Linked DNA regions of Homo sapiens: all the other regions are linked to region 3. A link is an interaction called in ENCODE POLR2A ChIA-PET data of the cell type or tissue named here. Cell type or tissue: CD4-positive, alpha-beta T cell. All regions are shown on one strand. Each heading gives the region's core, and the rest is flanking DNA. Links, peaks and the distances in the headings are about the cores only.

The links. ChIA-PET counts read pairs that join two places held together with the same protein. Peaks named below come from ENCODE experiments on the same cell type or tissue, not always from the same donor. Only the 100,000 strongest peaks of a DNase experiment are listed, where the experiment ranks them.
Region 1: POLR2A ChIA-PET joins it to region 3 with 6 read pairs; 6 of 35 experiments call an interaction of 5 or more read pairs at or near these places.
Region 2: POLR2A ChIA-PET joins it to region 3 with 6 read pairs; 2 of 35 experiments call an interaction of 5 or more read pairs at or near these places.

Annotation. Positions count from the first base shown.
Region 1 is chr17:35,253,430-35,260,640 of GRCh38, forward strand. It overlaps SLFN5 (schlafen family member 5), which reads left to right. Exons shown (of 5, transcript NM_144975.4): 2 at 5,222-6,273. The coding sequence starts at 5,262. Among named protein-coding and RNA genes, the nearest start is that of SLFN5, 14 kb to the left of the region's middle. RefSeq lists an enhancer at 3,284-4,483. In CD4-positive, alpha-beta T cell, for the core only: no CTCF peak of the experiment used is centred there; a DNase peak (open chromatin) is centred at 3,442; H3K27ac peaks cover 315 bases.
Region 2 is chr17:35,471,537-35,478,747 of GRCh38, forward strand. It overlaps SLFN12L (schlafen family member 12 like), which reads right to left. Exons shown (of 5, transcript NM_001363830.2): 4 at 6,539-6,649; 5 at 1-3,949. The coding sequence ends at 3,387. Among named protein-coding and RNA genes, the nearest start is that of SLFN13, 26 kb to the left of the region's middle. In CD4-positive, alpha-beta T cell, for the core only: no CTCF peak of the experiment used is centred there; no DNase peak of the experiment used is centred there.
Region 3 is chr17:35,157,745-35,164,955 of GRCh38, forward strand. UNC45B (unc-45 myosin chaperone B) reads left to right here. Exons shown (of 20, transcript NM_001267052.2): 8 at 1,631-1,801; 9 at 6,251-6,422. Among named protein-coding and RNA genes, the nearest start is that of UNC45B, 14 kb to the left of the region's middle. RefSeq lists a silencer at 2,858-3,028. In CD4-positive, alpha-beta T cell, for the core only: no CTCF peak of the experiment used is centred there; DNase peaks (open chromatin) are centred at 3,277 and 3,887; H3K4me3 peaks cover 1,645 bases; H3K27ac peaks cover 3,077 bases.

The DNA of each region.
Region 1 (7,211 bases), core at 1,774-5,773, 95 kb after region 3:
GGTATGATCTTGGCTCACTGCAGCCTCAATCCACTGGGCTCAGGAGATCCTCCTACCTCAGCTTCCCAAGTAGGTAGGACTACAGGTGCATGCCACCATGCTTGGTGTTTTGGTTTTTGAAGAGATAAGAACTCGTTATCCCATTATGTTGCCCAGGCTGGTCTTAAGCTCCTGGCCTCAAGCAATCCTCCCACCTTGGCCTCCCAAAATGGGGGAATTACAGGTGTGAGCCGCTGTGCCTGGCCTGAGTATAGCTAACAGTTTTTTTTTTTTTTTTTTTTTTTTTGAGATGGAGTCTCACTCTGTCACCCAGGCTGGAGTGCAGTGGCATGATCTCAGCTCACTGCAATCTCCAGCTCCTGGGCTCAAGTGATTCTTGTGCCTCAGCCTCCTGAGTAGCTGAGACTACAGCCGCATGCCACCTTGCCTGGCTAATTTTTGTATTTTTCGTAGAGATGGGATTTCACTGTGTTGGCCAGGCTGGTCTTGAACTCCTAACCTCAGGTGATCCGCCCACCTTGTCTTCCCAAAGTGCTGGGATTACAAGCATGAGCCACTGTGCCTGGCCAACACTTCTTATCCTATGCCTTCCTTCTCCACATCCTGCCAATACAACTATATCTTATATCATCATTTTTTATCAGAACAATATTCGGAGTTTATATTATCATGACTAGGACTTTATTTACAACGGTGCCAAATAATGCCTTATGGTTATCTTTTATTTACTATACTACTTTTTATTTTAACTTAGCATTATTGTCTTATATTTGTATTTGTCTGTCTTCCTAAGTGCCTATGACCAATTCATCCCCTACTCTCCACCCTCTCAGTTTACTAAGTGATCTGTCAATTGCATGGTCTTAGGCTCTGTCCACCGAAGCCTGCTGCTCTGTTGTGCAGTTTTGCCTGTGATCTGTAGGCCTGCTCTGCAGCTGTTATTCCCAGACCTCCCTTCACAAACATCCAGGGGATTTTTAAACTTCCTTTCCTTGTTGAATCTCTTGTTTCCTGCATCCACTTTTTTGAGGGAAGAAATGCAGGGGGCAGGGCAAAGACAGTGTCCAGAGAGCATGAAATCTGAAATCTCAGTTCACAGTGCCAACTCTTACGACACAGGGTTCTGTAATCATGCATGAGTCACTGTTTTTCTTCCTACTTCAGAGAACTTCAAATTTTGCCAGCAATGCCCAGCATCCATTACTGCAGGCATTCTATTTTGGTGTCATCAACTTCCCTGCTCAAGTTTTCAGTGCACTTGGCATTCCTTCTGCGTACATGTTGAGGTTTAAATTTCTGGATTTCGGCCGGGCGTGGTGGCTCACGCCTGTAATCCCAGCAATTTGGGAGGCTGAAGCGGGTGGATCACCTGAGGTCAGGAGTTCGAGACCAGCCTGGCTAACATGGCGAAACCCTGTCTCTACTAAAAATACAAAAATTAGCTGGGCATGGTGGCTTGTGCCTGTAGTCCCAGCTACTCAGAAGGCTGAGGAAGGAGAATCACTTGAACCCAGGAGGCAGAGGTTGCAGTGAGCTGAGATCACACCACTGCACTACAGCCTGGGCAATAGAGCGAGGCTCTGTCTCAAAAAAATCAAAATAAATAAATAAATAAATTTCTGGATTTTAAAAAACTCACTATTGTTTTTCAATAATCTATGAGGGGTGAAGGAGGTACAGACATCTTTCTTGGGATTCTTAAGTTAGAATCTCCTGTTATTCTTCTAATTAGAAAAAGGATTAATGATGTTAAAAAAGACAAATCTTATTGTTAATGGCTCTGCAAACCAACAACACAAAAATATTTAGAGAAAAGTGCTGAAGGAAATGCATTAGAATGCTAAATCTTTAAATGGTGAATCTATAAGTGTTCTTTTTCTTTAATTCTGCCTTTGGTTTTTCTTTCTTTGACACATTGAGCACATATTACTTTTACTGCTGGGAAAAATGTAAGTTGAAATAAAAACAACATAGAAAACACTGAATCTGCTTTTAGAAAATGACTACCATGATATGTGTGTGTATGCGTGCGCACATGTGCATACGCATGGGTGTTTTAGCGGAATCTAATCTAATCTGTGTGTCTCTCAGAGTTGGGAGGTAGAGCCTTAGGGCTTTAACTAGAGATGAAAAGACATACATGGAACAATGGATGGAGTCCTGCAGGGAACCATTGTCTGCCTGAGCAGAAAGCTTGTACTTGTATAACAGTGCCTGGGAAAAAAAATGAAAACTCATTTCATTTTGGGATAATTTTATTGTAAAGTATACCACACATACAACAGAGAATAAAACTTTATTACATAGTTAAAAAAATATTAAAATAAACACACATGTATTCACTCCAGATTAAGAAATACATTTCTAGAAGCTAAGAAGCTTCCTGTATATTTCTCCCCTATTTCTCTGTCTCCCTAATTCCACCCTCTTCCTCCCCAAACAGAGGTAGCCACTATTTTGAATGTTCTATTATTTCCTTACTTTTCTTTATGATATTACTACCTATATATGTCTCCCTAAATAACACATTATTTAGTTTTACCTGTTTTTGAACTTCATATAAATGGAATCATAATAGATGTATTCTGTGGTTTGTGTATTTTTTACAACATTATATTCTTAGAGTTCATTCAAAATAGTGCATGTAGGCTGGGCGCGGTGGCTTACGCCTGTAATGCCAGTATATTGGGAGGCCAAGGCGGGCAGATCACCGGAGGTCAGGAGTTCAAGACCAGCCTGGCAAACATGGTGAAACCCTGTCTCTACTAAAAATACAAAAATTAGCCGGGAATGGTGGCAGGCACCTGTAGTCCCAGATCCTCGGGAGGCTGAGGCAGGAGAATCGCTTGAACCTGGGAGGCAGAGTTTACACTGAGCCGAGATCACACCACTGCACTCCAGCCTGGGCAACAAGAAGTAGACTCCATCTCAAAAAACAAAACAAAATAGTGCATGTAATAGTGAAAGTGGATGTCATTTTCCATATTGAGAATGACTTTATTACTGTGTATTTCCAATTTTTTGCTATTTTGAACAGCAATCCTTTGAAAATTCTTGTTCATCTCTCCAGGATATCTGCTTTTTTTTTTCTGTTTTAATCTCACAAAACACTACCAGTTTGGTTCTTTTACACCTGTTTCAGAGTATATGCAAGTAGGTTAAAACAATTTTCCTAAAGACACAAAGCTGGCAAATACTGGGAGTTTGAACTCAGGGTTTCCTCATTCCACAGCCCAAGTGATTTACTATTACACGATGCCACCTTCCTTTTAGTGATTGCCTTGTGGCACAGCTGCATGAAATTGTGGATACTGAGGTCAATCAGGTCATAAAAAGCCTCTTTTGATCTGATTTCATGCTTATCAAGCAGCCTTCTGAAATCTGGCTTCACATACTCTACACCAGGGGTCCCCCTGGCCCTGGACCAGTACCTGACTGTGGCCTGTTAGGAACCAGGCTGAACAGCAGGAGGTGAGTGTAAGTGAGCATTACCGCCTGAGCTTTGCCTCCTGTCGTATCAGCGGTGGCATTAGATTCTCATAGGAACATGAACCCTATTGTGAACTGTGCATGTGAGGGATCTAGGCTGCGCACTCCTTATGAGAATCTAACTAATGCCTGGTGATCTGAGGTAGAACAGTGCCATCCTGAAACCATCTCCTCACCAACCCCCAACCCCCATCCGTGAAAAAATTGTCTTCCAAGAAACTGATCCTGGGGACCACTGCTCTAAATCTACAGGAAGGAATGAGATGCTTTGAAATAAACACCTGAGCTCCCCCATATTTACATTTCCCACTGAACAGTAATCAAGTATCACTGTGACTCAGCTATTTCTGTTTTGAGTTTGGGGTACGAAATCACCTTCCCTCAGAAGGGAACTTTGGGGTCCTAAAAAGATTAATTTTATGGTCCTGACATGTCGAAGACTAGGTCTTAGATACAATTAATTTCACCAAGGACCTGCCATTCCAGTGGCAATTCTTGGCAGCCGGACAGGTGGCTTTTCCTGGCAACACCCCAACAAAAACTTGAGCTCTTTTGCCAATGTTTACATTGTGTACTCATGATTTATTATCTACTGGATCTCAGATCCTTTGTTCCCGCTGGAGTAAAGCAATTTTTTTTTTTTTGCACTAGTGCTTGATGTCTTGTGGAGTTACTATGGAGCAAGCTGAATAACTGCAGCCTGGTGCTGAGATGTTGGGCTCAGTCTTGCCTATGCCCCTTGTCACTGAAAATGCCCCTGCTCACAGAAACACAGCTAGGATGTATATATATGATTTTTTTTTGACAAGATGGAAACCGTTTGGATTAGGGGAAGCTGACGTCGTTGCTATGTATCTGTTCCATAGCAACAATGACAGGTTGCCAACTCAATCAGATGTGTCCCCTCCCAATATTAGGCTACAAAATAATCTGAAAATTGCCCAAGTCTCAGGGAGAGGAGAAAGACAAAGAATCAAGAAAAACAATAAATATTAGCACACCCCAGAGATACTTCTGACCACGAAAGCTTTCTCATTGCTTTCCAGCTCCAGTCCACAAATATCAATGTAAAATTTTCTATTTTCTGCAGGTGACCTGCGAGACTCTGCCACTTTGAGAACTTGGCAGATAGTTACTAAATACACAGCATAAATATAACCTGTTGGTCATTTCTGTGGTGGTGGTGTGCTTCCAGCAGACTCAGCTCCTCAACTCACCTTACAAGCTTAATTCATGTATAAATCTGACCTCAAGCTATGTGGGAATTTCATTCATCCATTTTCACACTGCTGTTAAAGACATACCTGAGACTAATTTATAAAGAAAAAGAGGTTTAATGGACTCACAGTTCCACATGGCTGGGGAGTCCTGACAATCACGGTGGACGGTGAAAGGCACGTCTTACATGGAGGCAGGCAAGATAGAAATGAAAGCCAAGTGAAAGGGGAAACCCTTTATGAAACCATCAGACCTCGTGAGACTTATTCACTACCATGAGAACAAAATGGGGGAAACTGCCCCCCATGACTCAATTATCTCCCACCGGCTTCCTCCTACAACATGTGGGAATTATGGGAGCTACAATTCAAGATGAGATTTGGGTGGGGACACAGTCAAATCATATCAGGAATAAATGAAGGGACCAACCTCAGTAGGATGGCCTTAATCTGTTGGTTTTCCTGCCTCTCCTATTCTTGTCCTGTTCTAATGGTTCTATCTTTCTGTTTTTCAGGAGAACATTTCAGGATAGGAATAGGCCAAGTGCTGAGAAGATGAGTCTTAGGATTGATGTGGATACAAACTTTCCTGAGTGTGTTGTAGATGCAGGAAAAGTCACCCTTGGGACTCAGCAGAGGCAGGAGATGGACCCTCGCCTGCGGGAGAAACAGAATGAAATCATCCTGCGAGCAGTATGTGCTCTGCTGAATTCTGGTGGGGGCATAATCAAGGCTGAGATTGAGAACAAAGGCTACAATTATGAACGTCATGGAGTAGGATTGGATGTGCCTCCAATTTTCAGAAGCCATTTAGATAAGATGCAGAAGGAAAACCACTTTTTGATTTTTGTGAAATCATGGAACACAGAGGCTGGTGTGCCACTTGCTACCTTATGCTCCAATTTGTACCACAGAGAGAGAACATCCACCGATGTCATGGATTCTCAGGAAGCTCTGGCATTCCTCAAATGCAGGACTCAGACTCCAACGAATATTAATGTTTCCAATTCATTAGGTCCACAGGCAGCTCAGGGTAGTGTACAATATGAAGGTAACATAAATGTGTCAGCTGCTGCTTTATTTGATAGAAAGCGGCTTCAGTATCTGGAAAAACTCAACCTTCCTGAGTCCACACATGTTGAATTTGTAATGTTCTCGACAGACGTGTCACACTGTGTTAAAGACAGACTTCCGAAGTGTGTTTCTGCATTTGCAAATACTGAAGGAGGATATGTATTTTTTGGTGTGCATGATGAGACTTGTCAAGTGATTGGATGTGAAAAAGAGAAAATAGACCTTACGAGCTTGAGGGCTTCTATTGATGGCTGTATTAAGAAGCTACCTGTCCATCATTTCTGCACACAGAGGCCTGAGATAAAATATGTCCTTAACTTCCTTGAAGTGCATGATAAGGGGGCCCTCCGTGGATATGTCTGTGCAATCAAGGTGGAGAAATTCTGCTGTGCGGTGTTTGCCAAAGTGCCTAGTTCCTGGCAGGTGAAGGACAACCGTGTGAGACAATTGCCCACAAGAGAATGGACTGCTTGGATGATGGAAGCTGACCCAGGTTAGGGAGCAATATCCACAATGGTTGTAATGTTTGCTGGCAGCAAGGCAGGGCGGGTCAGAGAGGAAAGAGGGATATGGTATTCCTTGGAATCTGGGGAAAGAGATTTACTCTCTGATTTGCAATTGTCTGACTTATTAATCCCTGTAGATGTAGTTCGTGGATTATTGCCCTTCCTTTCTTCTGCCATCTTAAATAGTCTTCATTCAACAGATGCCCTGGCTAGTAGCCCCATTAAAGGCTGGTGCAGGGGGCTGTTTGACCTAGTTATTTCAATTTTCACATCCTTTCTTATGTTCATAGTCAAGCCTCTTATTTTTCAATTATGAGCTTGCATTTAATTATTTAGGAAATTTCTTTTTTTCACATGTACAGATGTGTCCACTTTAATTTACTGCCACTTTCCTCTGACTTTCCCTTCTTAAATATTCACCCTTTCTCACTGCCCACTTCCATTTTTTGAACCAAAATATGACCAAATCACGGCTTTCGCTCTGCTTTCCCATTTTTCCTTTGGGGAGCCGGTACGTGATAAGCCAGAGGATGGTTGGTGACATGCATCTATCCTGGAAAAGGAAAGCCTGAGATAAAATTAGACAGAGAAAACCAATAGTAACTTCTTCAAAGGTCCAGAAAAAACAAAGTCCACCTCAGAATCTGCTCAGGTGTCTATATCCATTGGCCTTTGCATCTTCTCATCATTTTTCTTTAAAAAGTAGCATTCTAAAAATATAAAAACAGTCTGGGCACGGTGGCTCATGCCTGTAACTCCAGCACTTTGGGAGGCCGAGGGGGGCAGATCACCTGAGGTCAGGAGTTTGAGACCAGCCTGGCCAACATGGTGAAACTCCGTCTCTACCAAAAATACAAAAAATTAGCTGGATGTGGTGACGCACGCCTGTAATCCCAGCTGCTCAGGAGGATTGCTTGAACCTGAG
Region 2 (7,211 bases), core at 1,936-5,935, 310 kb after region 3:
GAATCGCCACACTGTCTTCCACAATGGTTGAACTAATTTACATTCCCACCAACAGTGTAAAAGCATTCCTATTTCTCCACAGCCTCGCCGTGCAGTGGAGACTTTTTAATAATCTTTCTTTTAATAAAAGATTATTTAAAAGTTTTAAATATTCTTTTAATAAAAGATTATTTAAAAGTTTTAAATAATCTTTTATCTTGACTTTTCAATAATCACCATTTGACTTGTGTGAGATGGTGTCTCATTGTGGTTTTGATTTGCATTTCTCTAATGATAAGTGATGTTGAGTTTTTTTTCATACGTTTGTTGGCTGTATAAATGTCTTCTTTTGAGAAATGTCTATTCATATCCTTTATCCACTTTTCAATGGGGTTGTTTTTTCCTTGTAAATTTGTTTAAGTTCCTTGTACATTCTGGGTATTAGACCTTTGTCAGATGGGTAGATTGCAAAAATTTTCTCCCATTCTGTAGGTTGTCCGTTCACTCTGATGGTGGTTTCTTTCCCTGTACAGAAGCTCTTTAGTTTAATTAGATCCCGTTTGTCAACTTTGGCTTTCGTTGCAATTGCTTTTGGTGTTTTTGTCATGAAGTCTTTGCCCATGCCTATGTCCTGAATGGTATTGCCTAGGTTTTCTTCTAGAGTTTTTATGGTTTTGAGTTTTGCATTTAAGTCTTTAATCTATCTTGAGTTAATTTTTGTATAAAGTGTAAGGAAGGGATCCAGTTTCAGTTTTCAGTTTGAGTCTTTAGTCCATCTTGGGTTAATTTTTGTATAAGGTGTAAGGAAGGGATCCAGTTTCAGTTTTCTGCATATGGCTAGCCAGTTCTCCCAGCACCATTTATTGAATAGAAGATCCTTTCCCCATTGCTTGTTTTTGTCAAGTTTGTAGAAGATCAGATGGTTATAGATGTGTGGTGTTATTTCTGAGGTCTCTGTTCTGTTCCATTGGTCTATATGTCTCTTTTTATGCCAGTACCATGCTGTTTTGGTTACTGTAGCCATGTAGTGTAGTTTGAAGTCAGGTAGCATAATGCCTCCAGCTTTGTTCTTTTTGTTTAGGATTATCTTAGCTATACAAGGTCTTCTTTGATTCCATATGAAATTTAATTTCATTTAATTCTGATTTGATTCCATATGAAATTCTGTGAAGAATGTCAATGGTAGTTTGATGGGAATAACATTGAATCTATAAATTACTTTGGGCAATATGGCCATTTTCATGATATTGATTCTTCCTGTTTATGAGGATGGAATGTTTTTCCATTTGTTTGTGTCTTCTCTTGTTTCCTTGAGCAGTGGTTTGTAGTTCTCCTTGAAGAGGTCCTTCACATCCCTTGTTAGCTGTATTTCTAGGTATTTTATTCTCTTTTTAGCGATTGTGAATGTGAGTTCACTCATGATTTGGCTCTCTGCTTGTCTATTGTTGGTGTAATGGAATGCTTGTGACTTTTGCACATTGATTTTGTATCCTGAGACTTTGCTGAAGTTGCTTATCAGCTTAAGGAATTTGGAGGCTGAGATGATGGGATTTTCTAGATATAAAATCATCTCATCTACAAATAAAGACAATTTGACTTCCTCTCTTCCTATTCGAATACCTTTATTTCTTTCTCTTGCCTGATTGCCCTGGCCGGAACTTCCAATACTATGTTGAATAGGAGTGGTGAGAGAGGGCATTCTTGTCTTGTGCCAATTTTCAAAGGGAATGCTTCCAGGTTTTGCCCATTCAGTATGATATTGGCTGTGGGTTTGTCATGAATAGCTCTTATTGTTTTGAGATATGTTTCATCAATACCCAGTTTATTGAGAGTTTTTAACATAAAGGGATGTTGAATTTTGTCAGAGTCTTTTTCTGCATCTATTGAGATAATCATATGGTTTTTGTCATTGTTTCTGTTTATGTGATGAATTACATTTATTGATTTGTGTTTGTTGAATCAGCCTTGCATCCCAGGGATGAGGCCCACTTGATCGTGGTGGATAAGCTTTTCTGACATGCCACTGGATTCGGTTTGCCAGTATTTTATTGATGATTTTTGCAATGATGTTCATCAGGGATATTGGCCTGAAGTTTTCCTTTTTTTATTGTGTCCCTACCAGGTTTTGGTATCAGGATGATACTGGCTTCATAAAATGAGTTAGGCAGGATTCTTTCCTCTTTTATTGTTTGGAATAGTTTCAGTAGAAATGGTACCAGCTCCTCTTTGTACCTCTGGTAGAATTCAGCTGTGAATCTGTCTGGTCCTGGGCTTTTTTTGGTTAGTAATTACTGCCTCAATTTCAGAACTTGTTATTGACCTGTTCAGGGATTTGACTTCTCCCTGGCTCAGTCTTGGGAGGTTGCATGTGTTCAGGAATTTATCCATTTCTTCTAGATTTTCTAGTTTATTTGCATAGAGATGACAGAGTCTTGCTCTCTTGCCCAAGCTGGAGTGCAGTGGTGTGGTCTTGGCTCACTGTAACCTCCACTTCCTGCGTTCAAGCAATTCTCATGCCTCAGCCTCCCGAGTAGCTGGGACTACATGTGTGTGCCACCACACTTGGCTAATTTTTATATTTTTAGTAGAGACTGGGTTTCACCATGTTGCCCAGGCTGGTCTTCAACTCCTGACCTCAAGTGATCCATCCAACTCGGCAAGTTCTCCATTTTGATTCATCTCTTCATTGGCTGCATTTCATTGCAATATAGTTTTCAAGAAGATATTAGAGAACTATGTTTTCCATGTCCATTGGATAAGAATGTCTGATATTTCCTTTATAGTCAAATGACATCTTGGTATGGCAAAACATGTGTAGGTAATTAATTTTTCTAATTTCCCTTAAGGAATATCTATAAAGAACTTAGGAAGAAGCGAACATAGGCTAATCCCAGTTTTCCAACATCACGTCAAGTTGCCTAACTTGCAATGTTTTCAAAGACGTATTTTTAGAGAATTAGAGAATGTTACCAAATATATAATGAAAAATATCTCTGTAGCCCAGTCCATCTTCCATGATTCAAGTGAGCCTTGGACAAGATTTAAACATCCTTATCTATACTGATTATCTGGGAGATGCTGGAAATGTCAAAGGCTAATTGGTCTATAAAAGAATTGATTCTCCAGCCGGGCGCGGTGGCTCACATCTGTACTCCTAGCACTTTGGGAGACCGGGGGGGGGGGTTGAATCACGAGGTCAGGAGTTCAAGACCAGCCTGGCCAAGACGGTGAAACCCCATCTCTGCTAAAAATACAAAAAAAAAAAAATTAGCCAGGTGTGGTGGCAGGCACATGTAATCCCAGCTACTCGGGAGGCTGAGGCAGGGAATTGCTTGAACCCAGGAGGCAGAGGTTGCAGTGAGTCGAGATCGTGTCACTACACTCCAGTCTGGGTGACAGAGTGAGACTCATCTCAAGAAAAAACAAACAAACCAACAAACAAACAAACAAAAACGAAACAAACAAACAAACAAAAAGATTTGATTCTCCTTAGGTAAGATATTTGAAAGGGCCTTTTCCAAGTCTTTCATTGTTTGAGCTGTTGTCCAATAGTAGGATTCAGGGTAAATTACTTGCGAGTTTAAATCATACTGGCAGCTTGTCTTGCCTTCAGGGCTCAAGTAGAAGATCTTTGTCATGACACACACTTTTTTAGTGTAACCACCAATTTTTGCCAGCTTCTGTTTTAAAGTTTGGGCAGTTTGTGTAGAATAGTCTTTAAACTCCTCATCCTGTACCATGTGGAAGGTGTATAGGACTGGAGGCTTGTCCTGGGAAATCAGAAGAGCATCACAGAGGACTTTGTGGTTCTCTTGCAAGCCCAGATCCAAAGACCAGCTCCTAGAGAAGATCAGTGAGCCCTTATTGACAGAGCCCATTTCTTCACATATTAATTGCTTAAGTCCTTCATGTTGTGAGAACAGATTTCTGCAGAAGGTTTTTGGAGCACAAGTTATCTTTTCTGATAGCCCTAGATGGGGAAATAATGATAAATTATAAAAGACTGAGAACTTCCAACTTAAGCCATGGATACAAAGCAGCTTGTATTAGATTAATTCTCCCACCAAAAGCAACTATAAAAGCTATGTAAAAGTGTATCAGGGCCAGGCATGGTGGCTCACACCTGTAATAACAACACTTTGGGAGGCAGAGGCAGGAGGATCACTTGTGCCCAGGTGTTCAAGACCAGTCTAGGCAACACTGTAAGACCTCTTCTCTACAAAAAGGTTACAAAGTTAGCCAAGCATGGTAGTGCATGCTGGTAGTCCCAGCTACTTGGGAGGCTGAGGTGGGAGGATCACTTGAGCCCAGGAAGTTGAGGCTGCAGTGAGCTGAGATCATGCCACTGCACTCCAGCCTGGGCAACAGCATGAGATTCTGTCTCAAAAAAATTCTACATATATATATATTTTTTTAAATTTATATATATGTATATATATATATCATAAAACTATAATTTAAAGGACTGGAGAGCAACCAATACAAGCAGGACTTAAAGGGCTACAATCTTTAATACAGAAGAATCACAGGAAGTAGCTTCACATTCACCTCTGCTTTTTCCCTAAGGAGATTTTCCATATCACAGCATGGGTAAATAGAGCCCATGCAGAAATCAGCAGTTTTACTGGGCTAAAGAAAACAGAGGTCAGACTTCAGGGCTGCCAGAGGAGCTGGGATTTCAGAAACAAAATCCCAGAGAAGATGAAACTGAAGAGAAGAAGCCAAAATCTACCCACAAATTTCCCTCAACTCACTGGCTAATACAGGTGAGATGCTAGAAACACAGAAGAAAATATCAACTAGGGCTGGGTGTGGTGGCTTATGCCTGTAATCCCAGCAGTTTAGGAGGCCGAGGCAGGTGGATTGCTTGAGCCCAGGAGTTTGAGACCAGCCTGGGCAATATGGTGAAACCCTGTCACAAAAAGAAAGAAAAGAAAGCAAGGAAGGAAGGAAGGAAGGAAGGAAGGAAGGAAGGAAGGAAGGAAGGAAGGAAGGAAGGAAGGAAAGAAGGAAGGAAGGAGAAAATATCAACTGATCAACTGGGAGATTAAAGAGCTGAACATCACTTTCATCAGCCTCACGGTGCTCAGGAAACACAAATTGTAATTCAACTCCCAGCCAAGTAGAAGGGTCTTGGTAAATACCCCAGACTTTAAGACCCCAGAAGAGCCATGACCTAGTAATTAGTGCAAAATTAAAAGCTACTATACCTAGAAAAGCATAAAACAAAACTTCAAAAGAGTAAAAGTTATCACTGGTGTTCTGTCTGCCAAAAAAAAAAAAAATGTGTAACCCTATCTGAAGAAATGTAACATCTACTAAAGTCTCTACAATTTGTAATCCATAATACTATACAAAATTAAGAGACAGGATAAAAATCAGAACAAATTACTAGAAAATAAGAGAAAAACTGGATTATAGAAAAAGACTGGCAAGTGCTTCAGACATTGGAGTCATCAAAGAGGGACTTTAAAATAACTGTTACATCTTTTTTAAAACCCCCCAAAAATAAAATAGGTGAAAAGATGAAGATGTCCTGATCCTCTTACAGGCTCAGAAAATTGAAATCAATGGATAAAAATCATCAGGGGTTTGGTGGTCTTAAGCCCCAGTTTGTTCAAGGGTCAGTTGTATGCAGTAATATCCCAGAGGTGGCGATCAGCAGGTGAAACTGAGTTTTCAGTAACTGGATCTAGGAAAAGTGGTTATCCACATGGGATAAAATGAAATAGCCCCCTACATCACCGTTTATGGATGTGGATTACATATTTAAATGTTAAATGTTAAGTGCAAAACTTTAAAATTTTTAAAAGAAAATAAACAGAAATATCTTTATAACCCCGGGGTAGGGAAGGATCTCTTACACAAGGCACAAAGAGCACTAAACCACAAAATTTTTAAATGGCAAGTTTGACTATATCCAATTTAAAACTGCTAGGGAGAATATGCCTTGGGAAAAGAGAAAATGCAAGTCATGAACTTGGAGAAGACGTCTGAAATCTGTACTATCTGTGACTAAACGAGGATTTTATGTTAGAATCTGTGAATTGCTCCTAGAAATCAGTAAGAAAAAGATAAAGCCTATTACAAAAATGAGCAAAAGACAGAATCGCCACTTCATAGAAGATAAAATATCTTCTATGGGAGATATTTTCTTCCATGTATATACCCAAATAAATACCGATTTGACTGAGGAAGAAAAGAAGTTCAAGAGAAAAGAAGTTCAAGTAGAAAGATGAAGAGAGAAGTCTGGCATTGGAAAAGATGTGGCATTTCCAATATATTGCTGGTGGAAGTAAAGTGAGCTATCTACTTTGGAAATAATTTGACATTATCTTATTACTTAAATATTCACACACTGCCTGAACGAACAATTCTACCCCTACTTAGGCACCTAAAGAAATAGAATTTGACAAATTCAATGACTAAAAACACCAAAGAATTTCCATAAACAAAAGAATGTGCTTCCATAACAAATATCAAGACAGAGCTGGTTTGAAGAGAAGGAGGTTTGAACACAGTTACACCAACAACTCCACGGAAGCCAGAATTAAATTACCTGGAAGGTGATATCTCAGTGGCTGAATTTTGAAGTTAATATATTCACGAAGAGGATAACTCTGGGAGACAGGTGATGATGTACTTGCTGGAGAGGGCAGTTCCTCACATACTATGGAATAATGTTAGAAAACAAAAATCACGCTCTTAATTTGGCATGGGAGAGACTCAAGCTAACTAATGCACAGTATACCAAACGTCTACTTAGAACTGATCCTGCATTCCCAATACAGAACATTAGATATTGTGGTTACATATTGTGGTTAGATTCCTAGGTCAGATACAAATTGTAAAATTAACTCTTGATGCTGCTGAAACACTCTATACTTGGAAGGAAAATTAACAGTAAAAATGCATTGATAGCAATTTAATACATTGCCATATAACTGAGTTTATTTTAAAACAAGTTAAAATTAGAAGAATGTGATGGCTAGTGAAGGAAAACTGGGTTTTATGCAGATTCTGAGGAACAAGTTTGCATTTTCAGAGATTTTGTAAGTTGCTAGTTCTGGTCTAATCTCACTGGAGGCTTTCCTTTTCCAAAACCAGATAAAATATCAGCATTATTCTTCTCTTATTGGTACAATTTAGGTTACTCTTTGGCTCATAAATGTGAGAGGAAGAGGGGAAGTCTTTACAGGAAATAAATGGAAAGTGGGTAAAGAAAGATGAAA
Region 3 (7,211 bases), core at 2,129-6,128:
CAAACTAAATTATTCATCAGATTGATCATTTTTCTGTATCTTTATTAGCCATTTGGATTCCTTTGTCTTTGGATGGTTTGTTCATGTTGTTACCTATTTCTTAATGTTGTTCTTATTTGTCTATAAGAGTTTTTTTTTGTTGTTTGTTTGCTTTGAGACAGAGTCTTGTCTATCATTCAGGCTGGACTGTAGTAATGCAATCACAGCTCACTGCAGCCTCAAACTTCTGGGCTCAATCCTTCCACCTCAGCTTCTGGAGTTACTAGGACTACAGGCTCGTGCCACCATGCCTGGCTAATTTTTAAATTTTTCATAGGGACAGGGTCTCACTTTCTTGCCCAGGCTGGTCTCAAACCCCTGGCCTCAAGTGATCCTCCTGCTGTGGCCTCCCAAAATATTGGGATTACAGGCCACTGCGCCCAGCCCTGAAGTCCTGGATTCTTGATGTGACTCTGACTTACTATTATTATAATGGTCAGCTAGTCACTTTCCTTTTCTGAGCTAGAATTTTTGGAAGATCCAAGATGGCCCTGCTTGTGTGGCTGGCAGTCAACTGGAAATGTTGACCTTGTGGCCTTGTGACCTTGTTGATCTTGTGGCCTTGCTAGTGGCCAGCTTGGGTTTCTATAGAACATGGTGGCTGGATTCTAAATGGACAAGCCCCAATGTGCAAGTGCCATGTAAGCCTCTGGTTGTGCCACAGGTCACATAAGCAGCCCAGGGCCAGTGTTGGAGGAGATTACCCAAGAGCATTTATAATGAGTGTCGTGTTTCCCAGGGAGACACCAATTCACAATCTTCCATGACTTCCTTGGGTTGAACATCTCTGCTACAAAATTCTTCCACATATTGATTTCCACTCTATCCCCTTGTAGCTTCCATCTGCCTCTGGTCCAAAGTCTGCCCTCTGGAGCCTCACAGAAGGAGTCTGTTATCTCACTCTCATGACATGCCTCTGTCTGAAGACGAACTGTCACATCTGCTTACATCTTTCCTTCTTTAGGCGATGGAGCTGTATTCCTTCATCAGTTATTTATCTGACATGGTTTGGAGAGCTTTACTTTTTGGTTTGCCTGCCTTTGGGCTCCATCCTAGAATGAGAACAAAAATCTCTAAGTATCTTGGAGGGCAAAATCAGAAAAAAAGGCATTTGCCTTTTAAGATCTACCAGTGGGCAGGAAGTCCCGGCGTCACAGGCAAAAGCTTGAATTCAGGCTCCCAGCATGCCTGAATCTGTGGGGAGTGAAATGTCCCTAAAAAGTACAAATTCCCCTTCTGGAAAGCATTTTATTAAATCAGTTTATTAGAAACCACATAAAGCATCCCTGGATCTCTGCCAGTCACTGGTAGGAGTGAAGAACTTTCTAAGAATCTGAACTGCTCAAGGATGGAATGAGCTGTTGTAGAAGTCAGGGTTCAGGGTGGCTGGAGGACCACTTGGGGGTGTTGTCTAGGGATTTCTCTCCCTTTTTCCAGGTGAGATGGGCAACACTATACTCCCCTGGGAATTCACATATTCAGGAAGTAGTGGATTCAGTACTTCCAGAGTCTAGAAGCTGCTGCTCTTCTTGGTCATATATATGTGAGATTTCCTACCCCTCTCTACTTACCCCGTCCTCTTTTTCTTCAGACACCAAGAAGGACCTGAAGCAGATCACCAGCCACCTGCTGGACATGCTAGTCAGCAAGAAGGTGTCTGGCCAGGGCAGGGATCAGGCGCTGAACCTGCTCAATAAGAATGTTCCCAGGAAGGACCTTGCCATTCATGACAACTCACGTACCATCTATGTGGTGGATAATGGTGAGAAGAGGGGAAGGTTTGGGGCTTGCTCAAGCCTTTTAAGTGGGCACCAGGGCACTGAACAGAAAATGGAAGATGTGAGGCTCTTGAAGGGGTCTTCAGTTCTAACTGAAAAGATGAGAAAAGGCATTGGCCCATCAGGATCCACCAGTGGGCCTGTGAAGGTGCAGGTCAAGGCTCTGAATTCAGAGCCTGAACATGCCCAGGAAGTGCCCAAACACATCCCCAAAACATGTGGGTGAAGCAACCTAGCAAATGGGGACAAGGACTCCACCAACCACAGGATAAAATTCCAGAAGTCTCATGGTTGGTAAAATACTTCACAGGCCTTTCAAAAGGGAGGAAATTGCATCAAGTATAGTTTATATAAAGCACAGTGAGAATGTTTGTAAACCCAAAAGTATCTGAGACAGGTCTCAATCAATTTAGAAGTTTATTTTGCCAAGATTACGGACATGCCCCGCAGAGAGGAAACACAGAATCACAGAAACAGTCTGTGGTCTGAGCCTTTCTCCAAAGATGATTTTAAGGGCTTCAATATTTCAAGGGGAAAGACAGCCTGGAGGGGAAAGAGGGAGGGTGTGGTCACATTACATGAATGCACATGTTGGAAGAGAAAGGAGGAGGTAGGGGAATAGTCAAATAGTCAATTACATATTTGTCTCCTGCTCAGTAAATGATCACTTTACATAAGATAAGGTGAACATAGAATGGACATATTTAAGCCCTAGAGTAATTTATTAAACCTTTGGAGATATTTAACCTTTTATCTGTAGCTATCTGCTTAGGAATAAAAGGAAAGGCAGTTTCTTGCCATGATTCAGCTTTCAGCTTAATTTTTTTCCTTTGGTTTAGGGAGTTGGGGGTCCCAAGATTTCATTTTTGTGTATCTATCTATTTATTTCTTTTTAGAGACAGAGTCTCACTCTGCTGCTCATGCCAGAGTGCAGTGGCGTGATCATAGTCACTGCAACCTCAAACTCCTGGGCTACAGTGATCTTCCTACCCCTCAGCCTCCCGAGTAGCTGGGACCACAGGCACGAACCATCATGCCGGGCTAATGTTTTTCTTTTGTAGAGATGTGGTTTCACTATGTTGCCCAGGCTGGTCTCAAACTCCTGGATTCAAGTGATCCTCCCACCTCGGCCTCCCAAAGTGCTGGAATTACAGGCGCGAGCCATGGCACCGGGCCAAGATTTTATTTTCCTTTCATGTGTTCTAGCAGACAGTCACTCAATTTGTCAGCTCCGAGGTGTTACCCCTCTCCTCAATCAACTTCTTTGATTGTTAAGGAATCATACCTGTGGTTTCATGATCTGCTATGGTAAATTCTTCCGTAGGTTTTATGACACACAGACTATACCTTGTTCTAAAAGATTCAGATCAGCTCTTCCCAGCTTAAAGAATGTCTTTTGATATTGCACTTCCCTTGTTTGGTTTTTATAGACCTCAGCAAAGTGCATGTGCAAGTGCTTAGACTTTAACACATTACCCTACTGCTAAATGCCCAAACCCCACTTCCTCCCTGCCTCATTCTGGTCTTCTCCACATATGTCATGAAACGTGAGCGTTAACAACAGATCTTCTCTCTCAGCACCAGGATCTAGGCTCATCCACGTGTTATGGGATGGGACAGGTAGAGAGCAGTATTTTTTATTCTGTTCTTTTTGTAAAGGGCACCAACATGGACAGCACTTGGGTAAAAATAATGTGGATTTAAAAATTCAGATATTCGAATACAAAGCTGCAATGTTGAGGTGTTATGTGTTGTGCAAACTGGGCTGGGAGGCACGGTAAGGGAGCTGTCAGGATGTCAAACCCGAAGTGAGCTTTTGGGTGAGAGAAGGGGCAAAGATAGACAGGAGGAAGGTCTAGAGTGTTTGAACAGAAGAGAAATGAGATGCTCAAGGCATGGGCAAGAATGGAAGGGGAGACCGGGAGATGAGATTGGAGAGGGGCATTTGAGGGATGCTTTTAGGACCCAGGCTGGGGAGTCTGTGTTGGCTCATCAGGCACTTCCTGTTACTCCCCAGCCCTACTGAGCACTTTTTAAATGCATGCTTGTTGCATAATAAGAAATACACATATTTGGTCTCTGCTGCTGTTTCCTGGCACACAGCTAACCTCTGAAGTGATAAGTATCTTTTTGTATGCTCATGTAATAACTGGTGGCTGGGATCCCCTAGATAACCTCAGAATGTCAGAATGGGGGCTGGTTGCCAGGGGAAACAACCATGCAATTACAGGATTGGAACTTTCGGCCCCCCACCCCTTACCTCCAGGAAGGGGAGAGGGGCTGGAGGTGGGATTCATCACTAATAACTAATGATTTAATCAACCGTGCCTACATAATGAAGCCTCTATTTAAAAAAAATCCCTAGCCAAAGGGGCTTAAAGTGCTCCCAATTTGGTGAACACATGGAGGTGCTGGAGGGATGGCTACCTGGAGAGGGCATGGAAGTGCCACGCCCCTTGCCAATACCTTGCCCTCTGCATCTCTTCCATCTGGCTGTTCCTGAGTTTCTGTTTTTGTTGTTGTTGTTGTTTAAATAATAAATTGGTAATCTAGTAACTAAACTGGTTTTCTGAGTTCTGTGAGCCATTCTAGCAAATTATCAAACCTGAGGGAGAGGGTCATGGGAATCTCTGATTTATAGTTGGCCAGTCAGAAGCACAGGTGGCAACTTGGACTTGAGGCTGGCATCCGAAGGAGGGTAGTCTTGTGGGATTGAGCCCTTAACCTGTGGAGTCTGTGCTAACCCCAAGTGGTTAGTGTCAGCGTTGAATTGTAGGACACCCATCCAGTGTCAGAAGTAAGCTCTGAGAGTAGGAGTAGTTTAGGGAGGAAACAGAAGTTTTCCTTTAAGTGGTAAAATGTACATAGCACAAAATTTACTGCCAGGCGCTTTCTTTTTCTTTTTCTTTCATATGGGAAGATGGGTCTGTTGCCCGGGCTGGTCTCAAACTCCTGGGCTCAAGTGGTCCTCCCACCTCGGCCTAACCAAAGTGCTGGAATTACAGGCATGAGCCACCAAGCCACTTCCAGGCACTTTTTTTTTTTGAGACAGAGTTTTGCCCTTGTAGCCCTGGCTGGAGTGCAATGGCGTGATCTTGGCTCACTGAAACCTGTACCTCCTGAGTTCTCCTGCCTCAGTCTCCCAAGCAGCTGGGATTACAGGTGCCCGCCACCATGCCCAGCTAATTTTTTTGTATTTTTAGTAGAGGCGGGGTTTTGCCATGTTGGCCAGGCTGGTTCCAGGCACTTTTAATTCCCTCCTAACATCTAGAGTTTCATGCCTCCCAGCTTTTACCTGGAATGTTCTTTCTCCCACTTCCCTGTACTACACAAGGTCTGACCAGCTCCAAGCCACCTCTAAAACCTGGCTCCGAAATCCATCTCTCTGTTGCCCCAGAGGCAACATAGTATAACAGCTAACATCACAGGCTTTGAAATCAGACGGGATTGGGAGCGTGTCCTTGCTATGTCACTGGGCAACTTACTTGACTTGTCCTGGGCAACTTACTTGACTTCTCTAAGTCTTGTTTTTCTCCTCTGAAAGATGGAAATAATGATTCCTAACCAGCAGGGTTATTGTTAGGATTAGATGAAGTGAATGTGTATAAAGCTCTTGGCACGTAGTAAGTGCTCAGAATAAATTGCAGATCTTATTTTGTTGAAGTGAATCACCTCATCTTCAGTGTTACCCTTCTATACTTATCACATCTCATTGCAATCTTCATATGTCAGTTTTCCCTATTGTATTGTGAGCTTTTGGAGGTCAGGGTTGTATCTGTTATTTTGGTAGCCAGTACCCCAAAGGTGCTCATTTATTTAACAAAGACATGACTGTTGAATTTGCCCAACGGTAATAGGAAGCCATTGAAGATTTTTCAACAGAAGAGATGAGAAGACATCATCATCATCATCATAAATGTAAATATGGCATTTACTAAATAAATACTTAATAAATACACACTCAATAATAAACATTTATTGAGTCATAGTAGTGTGTCTGGATTGATAGTAGAGTTTCCATACATTATCTCATTGAGCCCTCAAACTTTATGAGGTAGGTAGTATTATTCCCATTTTACAAATGAAGAAGCTGAGGCTTGAGGAAGGGAATATGAAATAGTATTTGGAGAAGACTATACATCAGCCCATGGAATGTCAGCACTGGTAGAGTCCTCTGAGATCGACTAGTCCTGATTTTGTACACATGAAAATAGAGGCCCCTAGAGGGAGGTGAATTGGTCAAGCTGGGGGCAGTGTCAGGTGTATAACCTGGGTCCTTTGACCCCATTCTAGGCCCTTTCATTCTGGATGAACCACATGTTTTCTACAGACAGGGCTGGAGAGAAGCTGATGATAACAAGTCACTGAGTGAGGGGTGTGTGTGAGGATGGAGCCCAGCAGGAATCTTAGGCTTGCCACTGTCTACCCTGCAGGTCTGAGGAAGATCCTGAAGGTTGTGGGGCAGGTTCCAGATCTGCCATCCTGCCTGCCCCTGACTGACAACACCCGCATGCTGGCCTCTATCCTCATCAACAAGCTCTATGATGACCTGCGCTGTGACCCGGAGCGCGATCACTTCCGCAAGATCTGTGAGGAATATATCACGTAAGTTTCCTGGAGGCCTCACAGGGTCAGGCTCTGTCTTGGTTATCTATGGCTGTGTAACAAATTATCTCAAAATTTAGCAGCTCAAACAATAGTGTTTTATTATCTCACACCAGAACAGAAATTTGGGAGTGGTTTGGCTGGGTGGCTCTGGCTTATGGTCTTTCATGAAGTTACAGTCATATGCTGGCTGGGGCTGCAGCCATCTGGAGGCTTGACTGGGGCTGGAAAATGCTTCCAAGATGGTGGACTCACACAGCTGGCACACTGGTGCTGGCTGTTGGTGGGAGGCCTTGGTTCCTCTCCCTGCAGACCTCTCTGCAGCCTGCTGAAGCGTCTTCACTGCATGCCGCTGGCATGCCACAGTAAGAGAGCCAAGACAGAGCAAGGCAGCAGGGAGATGTCTTCTCTATCTAGCCTCAGAAGACACATGTCATCACTTCCGCCACATTCTATTCGTTAGAAGCAAGTCAGTAAGTTTGACCTATGTTTAAGGGGAAGAAATTAGGTTTCAGCTTTTGAAGGCAGGGGTGTCAACATATTTTTGGACATATTTTATTTTATTTATTTTTTGAGACAGAGTCTCACTCTGTTCCCCACGCTGGAGTGCAGTGACACAATCATAGCTCACTGCAGCCTCGAACTTTTGGGCTCATGTAATCCTCCTACCTCAGCCTCCCAGGGTAGCTGGGACTACAGGCACTTGCCACCATGCTGGGCTAATTTTTTTTTTTTTCTGTCACCCGGGCTGGAGTGCAGTGGCATGATCATGACTCACTGCAGCCTCAG